Regions from separate parts of the Homo sapiens genome. Here region 2 is linked to region 1. The links are chromatin contacts, found by Hi-C or POLR2A ChIA-PET in ENCODE. All regions are on one chromosome and are shown on one strand. The core of a region is the stretch at or near the end of the contact, and the rest is flanking DNA. Distances in the headings are between cores, read along the strand shown. Region 1 has its middle 27 kb from the start of SNHG4. Region 2 holds the start of MATR3 (matrin 3).

Region 1 (5,104 bases), core at 790-3,289:
TACAAAAATTAGCCAGGTGTGGTGGTGGGCGCCTGTAGTCCCATCTACTCGGGAGGCTGAGGCAGGAGAATGGTGTGAAGCCAGGAGGTGGAGCTTGCAGTGAGCCGAGATCGCGCCACTGCACTCCAGCCTGGGGGACAGAGTGAGACTCCGTCTCAAAAAAAAAAAAAAAAAAAGCCAGGGAGGAAAAGCCACACACTGCATGATTCCATTTATATAAAAAGTCCACATTAGACATATCTATAGAGATGGAAAATAGATTAGTAGCTGCCTAGAGTTGGGGCAATTTGGGATTGACTACAAATGGGTAGGAGGTTTCTTTCTGTGGTGATGAAAATATTCTAGGATTGGTTGTGTTGATGGTTGCACAGCTCTGTAAATATACTAAAAACTTTGTGCGCTTTAAATGGGTGAATTGTCTAGTGTATAAATTAAATCTCAGTAAAGAAACAGGCAACCCACAAAGTAACAGAAAATTCTATATGAAATTGTTACCACTAAGACGTCTAATAGTTATATTTAAAAATAATAATAACAATAGTTTTCTTGGTGTTTTGTTTTATTTTCTGAGACACAGTCTCCCTCTGTCACCAGGCTGGAGTGCAGTGGCACGATCTCAGCTCACTGCAACCCCCGCCTCCCGGGTTCAAGCAATTCTCCTGCTTCAGCCTCCCGAATAGCTGGGACTACAGGCGCATGCCGCCACGCCCAGCTAATTTTTGTATTTTGTTGTTGTTGTTGTTGTTGTTTGAGACGGAGTCTTACTCTGTCGCCCAGGCTGGAGTGCAGTGGCTCCATCTCAGTTCACTGCAACCTCTGCCACCTGGGTTCAAGTGATTCTCCTGCCTCAGCCTCCCGAGTAGCCGAGATTACAGGCGCGTGCCACCATGCCTGGCTAATTTTTGTATTTTTGGTAGAGACGGGGTTTCAGCATCTTGGCCAGGCTGTTCTTGAACTCCTGACCTTGTGATCCACCCATCTCAGCTTCCCAAAGTGCTGGGATTACAGGCGTGAGCCACCATGCCTGGTCTTTTTTTGTATTTTTAGTGAGATGGGGTTTCACCATGTTGGCCAGGATGGTCTCAATCTCTTGATCTCGTGATCCGCCCACCTCGGCCTCCCAAAGTGCTGGGATTACAGGTGTGAGCCACTGCGCCCAGCCAATAGCTTTTTAAAACAAAACAAAAAAGTGAGGGCTTTGCTGTCAAATCTCATTTCTGCCACCTGCTGACTATGTAACCTTGGACAAGTTACTTAACCTCACTGAGCTCAGTTTTCTCATCTGTAAAATATGTATTAGGTCATTTTGAGGATTAAATACATGAATATGTAAAGTCATCTGGCACATAGTAGGTGCTCAGTAAATGAAAACTATAAAGAAGAGCCAAGGAATGCCAACAATTAAAGGAGTGAGGAAGAAAAAACAATATTTGTGGGCCAATGCTATATCCATACATTTATGCCTAACATTTGGCTGTGTTCTAAGGACATAAGGAAGACCCTGACTAAGAAGCTGGAAGGCTGAGGTATAAGGCATTTCTGGAATAAAAATCCCCATAAATAAGCTAAGGGCCAAAACAGAGTCATGGGCAGGTTGTTCAGAAGCAGAGAGAAAGGCTTTGAAAGGGGAGGAGACTTTAAGAGTCAGCCAGGTGGAAAAGGGCAGAGTAGACCCTTGTCCCCTCCCCTACTATGGGTAACCAGAAGGATATGAAACAGCCCTCTCTGGAGAAAACTGGATAGAGTTTACTCAGGACAGGCAGAGGCAGAAATCAGAAGAGAAATTGTAGGTTGATTTTTCATGGCCAGGATGGGGAATGAAGCTGGCACAGGAGGTAGAAGATAAGGCCTGCCTCCCTGGCCTTGCAATAGGTGAACTGAGCCCTAGGAATTCCTGCCCTCTCCCCTGGACTAGCTCCCCTTGGCCCCTAAGCTCTGGATCTCCCTCTGCCTCCCACCAGTCCTCTTTTGGGGAACAGAACCCGATGCTCTGTGGGCCGAGCATGATGGCTCCAGCACTCCTCCCTCTAGTGACTCATTCCCAAGACTGGGGGTGGCAGGAAGTGCCAGGGCCCCAGAGTTGCAGCCCCATCCGGATTCTGGCAGCTTAGAGACATCCTATATTCTTCCTTCCTCCCCCCACCCCCGCCACCTCCCTCACTTTCAGCTCTGACTCTTGACATTTCTACATAAGAGACACCCACCTCCCCCAATCTCTTCTTGCCTTTCTATTGCCTCCTACAGTACCTAAACTGCAGCCCCTAGGGGCTGCTGGGTTAAAGCAGCCTGATCCCAAGGGGGAATGGACACAACCCACATCTAAGGGCCCTTTCCTAGGAAAGGTGACCAGGCAAGTTCTGTACCCTCATGGCCAGATCTTTGACCGGCAAGGCACATGATCTAGAAAGCATTCTGATTGACGCTTAAAACAACAAAATGGTTTTGCTCCATGCTAAGGTCTTCACAAGTCTGTCTCATTTATTCCTTACAACAACTCTAATACAGATACCATTATCACCGGCATCTGGCAAATAAGAAAAGTGAGAGGAAATGTGAAAAGTAGAAGAGCTCGGCCGGGCGCGGTGGCTCACGCCTGTAATCCCAGCACTTTGGGAGGCCGAGATGGGCGGATCACAAGGTCAGGAGATCGAGACCATCCTGGCTAACACGGTGAAACCCCGTCTCTACTAAAAATACAAAAAAATTAGCCGGGCGCAGTGGCGGGCGCCTGTAGTCCTAGCTACTCAGGAGGCTGAGGCAGGAGAATGGCGTGAACCCGGGAGGCGGAGCTTGCAGTGAGCCGAGATCTCGCCACTGCACTCCAGCCTGGGTGACAGAGCGAGACTCCGTCTCAAAAAAAAAAAAAAGAGAAAAGTAGCAGAACTGGGGCTTAAACCCAGGACTCACATCCTGGGCCTTTAACTGCCAGGCTCCTCTTCCTGTCTTGGGAACAGAGGGCAGTGTAGGCCTCTTTGAGCACAGCCCCCTGAGTAATCTAGGGCAGCACATGCAATCTTGAGGCCCTTGGCACAGCTGCTCTGGGGTCTGGCTTCAACTCTAGCCTCCCTTCTAGTTCTCCGTCCCTTTCTATACCTGCCCCACTCTCCGGGGTGGAAATGTGGAGGGCTACTCAGAGGATTCTCAGCCCCATCAACAGCTTATCTTCCTATTCAACTATTAGGACAAACAGACATCAATGTGATTCCAGGGTTCCCAGGGACTACCTAGAAAGAGGGAAATCAGATAGTAATGCTTATAGGTGCAGGCAGGCAAAAGGAGGCTATAGATACCCAAGCATGGGGTTAGCTGAGGCTTGCAGGCAGAGCAGACATCTGTCAAATCAAAGAGGCATAGAGACAGCCCACATGACAATAGAAATAATGATACCCTTGAATTATGTAGCACTTTATAATTTCTCAAGCACTTTGCAAACATTTGATCCTCCAGATGACCTCCTAGGGCCCAAGGAAGCAGAAAGCATCTTTTATAAGCTGTCACCACCTGTCAAGTTGTCCCCCAAGATGGGGAAAGGCAGGAGCCAGGCAAGGCAGTGAGTGAGTTAACCAAACCCAAGCCACAGTGAGTAATTGATAGTTTTTATGGAGACTTTATCCTCAGACTCCTTAGATATCATATTTCTGTTAGATTATATTTACATAACAGTGCAGGGTGAGAGACCCTGATAAATCTTCTCAGAGGCATGGGGATGAATACTGTGGAAATGTACTTTTGTTGATAGCGATTTGTTTTACTACACTACTGCCCTTCAATCTAGGGAGGAAAGAGCAAGGCTATTGCTTTATGGAGGGAGGGAAGGAGGGAAAGGAGAAGGGGAGGTATATAAAGATCAGAGATCTGGAACAAGAGGAATGAATGAGAGGGGAAGAGACAGGGCTCCGAAAGGGAAAGCTTTAGGCAAGGGGGGCAGAAGGAAAGGACAGGAAAAAGGAAAGCTGGGCCAGATGCGGTGGCTCACGCCTGTAATCCCAGCACTTTGGGAGGCTGAGGCAAGCAGATCACCTGAGGTTGGGAGTTCGAGACCAGCCTGATCAACATGGTGAAAACCCATCTCTACTAAAAATACAAAATTAGCCGGGTGTGGTGGTGCATGCCTGTAATCCCAGCTACTTGGGAGGCTGAGGCAGGAGAATCACTTGAACCTGGGAGGTGGAGGTTGCGGTGAGCCGAGATCGCGCCATTGTACTCTAGCCTGGGCAACAAGAGCAAGACTCCGTCTCAAAGGAAAAAAAAAAAGAAAAAGAAAAAGAAAGAAGAAAGGAAAACTCAGTAGCCAAGGGTGAAAGAAATGGATGATTCTGCAGGAAATGTGGCTTGCTGCTGGGGAATAGCCCTTGGCTGCAAGAATGAGCAAGATTCAGATGTCTTTTTGGCGGGTGCCAAGCTCTTCTTGTCTTTGTAGTTGGTCAAGAGAGATTGGGAGAATAAGGAGAGTCACAGGGCACAGGGGTCCTTTTAAGCCCACTTTTGAGGTGGGATCAAAAGCCTCTCTGGATCTCTTCCAGCCACATCCCACCATTCTCCATCAACCTTTATCCAGAGAGCACATGGGCTCTAGAGCCATCAGGACTGAGCTCTACCAATCCCTGGGTCTGGATCCTTCTCATCCAGAGGTTTAGGTTCTGCCACTAACTTAGCTGGATGGTTTTAATCCTCAAAACTCTCAGCCTTGGTTCTTGGTTTCTCGCTTTTTTTCTTTTCTTTTTTTTTTTTTTTTTTGAGACAGGGTCTAGCTCTGTTGTCCAGGCTGGAGTGCAGTGGCACAATCCTGGCTCACTGCAACCTTCTGCCTCTCAGGCTCAAACCATCCTCCTACCTTAGCCTCCTGAGTAGCTGGAAATACAGGTGTGTGCCACCATGCCCGGCTAATTTTTTGTATTTTTTGTAGAGATGGGGGTTCCACCATGTTGCTCAGGCTGGTCTTGAACTCCTCAGCTCAAGAGAGCTGCCCACTTTGGCCTCTCAAACTGTTGGGATTACATGTGTGAGCCACTGTGCCCAGTGGGCCTTGGTTTCTCTATTGGTGAACTGAGAATTTGTGGTCGGGTGTGGTGGCTCATGCCTGTAATCCCAGCACTTTGGGAGG
Region 2 (5,104 bases), core at 1,578-4,077, 47 kb after region 1:
ACTTGTATTACCCAGTTTATCTTAGATTCTGCATTTGAATTTGTAACCCCAGGGAAATGGCCCTTTCCTACATCTCCAGCCCTTTTTAATGTCTATGCACAGGAGGCTGAGGCGGAAGGATTGCTTAAACCCGGGACGCAGAGGTTGCAGTGAGCCATGGTCACACCACTGCACTCCAGCCTGAGCAACAGAGCAAGACCCTGTCTCCAAAAATAAACAACACACCAAAAATTCTGCAGTTTCCCAAAGTCTACCTCAGAGTTTTCACACATTCTGATCCCTCTGCCTGGGGATGCTTTATTCCCTTCACCTAGTTAATTGCCTACTCGTCAGATATTAGCTCAAACCTCAGTTTCTCAGGAAAGCTCCTCATTCCCTCAGATTATTCACTCGTCTCAAATACATATTTATTGGTTTAATGTCTGCATAAAGTGTAAGCTCCATGAGGGCAGTGCCTTTGTCTCCTTTCCTGCTCTTTGGCTGAGGCCTAATATATTGACACAGTAGGTACTCAAGAAATATTTCTTGTATCACTGACTAAATTAGATTGAGATAAAGTAATATTGTGAATCAGTGGCTTACTACTTATTTTGTAGATAAAACAATTTACCCTGTCTTGAGATGGTAACTTCATTTTTTTTTGAAACGGAGTTTTGCTTTTGTTGCCCAGGCTGGCGTGCAATGGCGCGACCTTGGCTTCACCGCAACCTCCGCCTCCCGGGTTCAAGCGATTCTCCTGCCTCAGCCTCTCGAGTAGCTGGGATTACTGGTATGCACCACCATGCCCGGTTAATTTTTGTATTTCGAGTAGAGACGGGGTTTCTCCATGTTGGTCAGGCTAGTCTCGAACTCCCGACCTCAAGTGATCCACCTGCCTCGGGTTTCCAAAGTGCTGGGATTACAGGCATGAGTCACCGCGCCTGGCCAAGTAACTTCATTTTTATGGCTATGCCATTTCAGGTAGTGCTTCGTTGAGGCATCAAGACTCCACTGACCAGCTTTTTCACTTTATTGAATTACATAACCTTTTTTTTTTTTTTTTTTTTTTTTTTGAGACAATGTCTGACTCTGTAGCCCAGGCTGGAGTGTGCAGTGGTGCACTAGGCTCACGGCAACCTCCGCCTCCGGCTCAAACGATCCTCAGCCCCGTCCTCCGTACCAGGTGAGTAGCTGGGACCACAGGCGTACACCACCACGCCCAGCTAACTTTGTGTTATTATTATTATTTTAGTAGAGACGGTGTTTCGCCACGATGCCCAGGCTGGTCTGGAACTCTTGAACTCAAGTGATCCACCCGCCAAGGCCTCCAAAAGTGGTGGGATTACAGGCGAGATCTACCGTGCCTCAAATCACATAACCTTTTAATGTCTCAGTTTTGTGATCTACCAAATGGTATCCCACAGTAGCCGCCTCTCAAGGTTATTGTAGGGTTATGTGTAAACTGCTTATTGCATTGCCCACCTTATAGAAAGCACTCCATATTATAATCATTAACTGTGCTGGAAAATTCCCAACTCTCCAGATGCGGAGTTCTGCAAGGATGGTTGGGGAGAGAGTTGCAGCCAGATTAGGTCTCCAAACAATTTACTTAAGCCTCTGAAGGCCGGAGCTCAAATCCCTCCAACCCGGGTACCTAACCAGTACCTCAGTCCCAAGAGTGTATTGCATTCAGTCAAATTCACCAAAAGGCGGCGGTGGTCTTTAGGAAGGAAAAGGCTCGCGGTCCTCCGCCTCAACGACCCTCCTGCACAGAATTCCTGATTTTAAAAACCAGCTGGCCACTTTGGGAGGCCGAGGCGGGCGGATCACAAGGTCAGGAGATCGAGAGCATCCTGGCTAACACGGTGAAACCCCCGCCTCTATTAAAAATGCAAAAAGAAATTAGCCAGGCGTCGTGGCGGGCGCCTGTAGTCCCAGCTACTCCGGAGGCTGAGGCAGGAGAATGGCGTGAACCCGGGAGGCGGAGTTTGCAGTGAGCCGAGATCGCGCCACTGCACTCCAGCCTGGGTGACAGAGTGAGACTCCGTCTCAAAACAAAAAACAAAACAAAAAAAACAGCTGGCTGGGCGTGTAGGCTCACGCCCTTAATCCAATGCTGAGAGGCGGAGGCGGGAGCACTGCTTGAGCCAAGGAGTTCCAGACCAGCCTAGGCAAAATAACGAGACACCATCTCTACGGAAAAAATAAAAATAAAAAAGTTAGCTGGCCATGGTGGTGCGAGCCTGTAGTCCCAGCTACTGGGGAGGCTGAGGTGGGAGGATCCCTTGAGGATAGGAGTTCGAGGCTGCAATGAGCCATGATAACGCCAGCGCACTCCAACCTGAGCAACACAGTTTATTTATGATAAATAAATAAACATACCTAAATAAAAACCAGCCAAAATGGTATCGTTTTCCCTTTGTGGCCCCAATATCTGGCGCTTTCCACCATTCCTTGGCAAACAGAACAACCAGAGAGCATAAAAGTCGAGTCTAAGCCAGGGACTCTCGCGAATCCCTTCTAAGGCATACCCTATTTAAACTTTGTATTATGCTATTCAGGAGGTTGACAAACAGCCTTTTCGGGAATGGGACTCGAACTCGTAAGCCACGTCTGTTCCTCCATTTCCCGCCTCAGCTGGATGACGGAGAGGGATCTCCGGGATTAAAGAACAACGACCGCAGGCGAGTGCACGAGCGAGGTGCGCGCGCTGAGTAGGGGGAGGGGCCTGGCGCGCGCCGAACCAGATCGAGGGGGTGGGGGCGAGCTCTCTCGCGAGAGTGGGTTTGTTCTTGGGCTGCAGCCGCTGCCGCCGCTTCTCGCCAGCGCCGTTGCTGCGGGGGATTGTGGGAGTCTCCGCGTCCCGCTCGCTGGGAGAGAGGTACCTCTCCTTTTCCCTCTCCCTTTCCCTAAGGTAGGCGTGAAGCGGGTAAGAGTCGGGGTCGGGTGGCTGGGGGTTCTCCGTGTCCGCCGGGAGGGGACAACGACGGCGACAGGGGCTGCGGGGAGCCGGCGGCGCGCCTTTCTTGCTCGCTCCCGCTCTGCCTCCCTCCGCGTTGCGTATGTGAGCCGCCTGATCGGCGGCCGCCATGTTAGGAGCGCAGTGGCGGCGCAACCAGCCTTCTAGGGCGGCGGAGGTGAGCGGTCCGGGAGGGAAACACGCGGCCGGCCAAGGGCCCAGGGTGCGGCGGGAGATTTTGGGTGAAGAGGTGCGCTGACCGGCCGAGCTTCCTGCGCGTCCTGGGCTCGTTGTGGGCGGGGGCGGGACGACTAGCCCGTTACACGCGGGCCGCGGCGCTGAGGGGGAGGGAGGAGCTCGCTCGAGGCCTGAGGGACAGACTGTACACTGGGGGCTTGCCGTTTGAGGAGGATGGTTAAGATATCTAAGTCCTTGGGTAGCGCCAGTGCCAAATAACCCGTTCGCCTTTTTTTCTCTGAAAATGTTCCCCCAAAATGGAGGATTTCGCAGACTCTGAAGAGCCTGCTTGTTTGAGCAGCGTTTCTTTCTTTTCCCGGTGTCTCGGCCTTCACGCCGCTCCTTGCCCATCGCCTCAGAGCGCCCCCTAAGACTCCCGGCCCACACGCGCGCGCGCGCGCGGCGTTAGCTGGACATCAGAAACAATTCCTCCCCGCCCCCCATCGCGTAAAAATGGCCGAAAAATGAAACGTTAACGCTTGTTTTTCGTACTGCGTCGTGGAACAAGCCGCCTGCAGTACAGTGCGAGGCGGGTGATTTGCACTTGTTTAGTCAAGTCACCTCACATCCTTTTTCTCTTTATCAAAATAGTATTAGTCCAGGTTCCTCCAGAGAGGATCGTGTGGTGTGGGACCTTCCGGTTTCCAGACAAAGGGTTTTGGAGTACCGTGGTGTAGTCGCCGCATCGTTCTTTGCATTTCGAGCTCTGTGCCATGTTCTGTGTTCGGCATTTACCGTGGATGAATATCCCCTAGGTGTTTATCCTGCTCTGTGGCCCTGTTCTGTGGAATATTCCTATTGGATCAGTTACAGTTTTTTAGCCAGATATTTCTAGAACGGTTATGGTGGTTCTGAAATGGCTAGTCTTTCGGGCGCGCTGGAATAATGTGAAGAATCGTTGATTTCGTAGGTAGGGGTCACGAGATTTTGTATTGGTACTGCGTTCTGTGTTTTAAACCTTGGCTTAAGATTTCTGAATAGTCGGTAAAATACATTTTTCTCCCAGGGAAATCTAAACAGTTGACTATGCGGACAAAAATGATGTTTCAGGCTATTTTAATAAATGTTTAAAATTTCCCTTTAAAAACATTTCTTTACTAATGGCTCAGTCATCTACGCAGTCTATCGACGTTTTTCACAGTATTGTTTTAAAAATCAAGAAAGGCTTGACATTTTCGTTGCAAAAACGCTCTGGATGATGCCTTTTCCACTTAAATAGAATGTTTTTGCAAACTCGAAATTAAACAACATTAAAATACTGCATGAAGTTTCTTGGTTATGTAAGATTTGGAAAAGATCATTTAGCCAGATGTGTGTTGAAGTGCTTTAAATTTGTATTTCTTCCTTTGCACTTAACAGTATATACTTAGAACATTACTTTGTACTTTACCCAGAGAAGTTTCGCTTTATCATCTTTATATATTTTTCAGCCGTGTACAGCTTTTATATCACATTTTGAACTAACTTGGAAGGATTTAACTACCCTTGATCTGTGCATTTGTTTTAGTCTTTAAACATACTAATTTTTTTACTAATGCTTTTAGAGTTTGTAAACGCTAATATTACAAGTCAGTTAATGGTTTTTACTGAGGAGTGCAACGGTGGTGTCGTATTTTAGGAGCATCACGTAGTTCAAATCCCTAATTTTATAGAAGAGAAGGTTAAAGCCCAGATAGGTCGTGACCAGTTGCAAATAGTAGCAGTGCTGTCAGTGTGGTCTACAGAGGTCTTGGATCTTTTTTTTCTCTGAAACAGGATCGCTCTGTTGCCCAGACTGGAGTGCAGTGGTATGATCAGTGGCTCACGGCTCACAGCAGCCTCGACCTCCCAGGCTTAAGTAATCCTCCCACCTCAGCCTCCTGGGTAGCTGAGATCACAGGCGCGCGCCACCACACCAAGCTAATTTTTTGATCGTCTGTAGAGACGTGT

The links. A loop is a pair of places that touch in the nucleus more often than their neighbours do. ChIA-PET counts read pairs that join two places held with the same protein, here RNA polymerase II (POLR2A). Pooled maps may share reads with other maps.
Region 2: a loop to region 1 is called in a pooled map, with 2.5 times the contacts of the local background. The contact joins the promoter of MATR3 here to the enhancer-like site in region 1. A Hi-C loop is called at or near these places in 7 of 50 pooled maps. POLR2A ChIA-PET finds 5 or more read pairs at or near these places in 15 of 52 experiments (CD4-positive, alpha-beta T cell, CD4-positive, alpha-beta memory T cell, CD8-positive, alpha-beta memory T cell and 11 more).

What each region holds. Positions count from the first base shown.
Region 1 is chr5:139,244,456-139,249,559 of GRCh38, forward strand. No RefSeq gene overlaps it. Among named protein-coding and RNA genes, the nearest start is that of SNHG4, 27 kb to the right of the region's middle. Within about 2 kb of position 2,040, at least 3 of the 41 ENCODE cell types and tissues checked have a DNase peak (open chromatin) inside an H3K27ac peak, as active enhancers do.
Region 2 is chr5:139,290,913-139,296,016 of GRCh38, forward strand. It overlaps MATR3 (matrin 3), which reads left to right and starts at 2,828. Exons shown (of 15, transcript NM_018834.6): 1 at 2,828-2,893. LOC124901081 (a long non-coding RNA gene) reads right to left here and starts at 2,645. Exons shown (of 4, transcript XR_007058956.1): 1 at 2,362-2,645. RefSeq lists enhancers at 2,900-3,603, 3,604-4,306.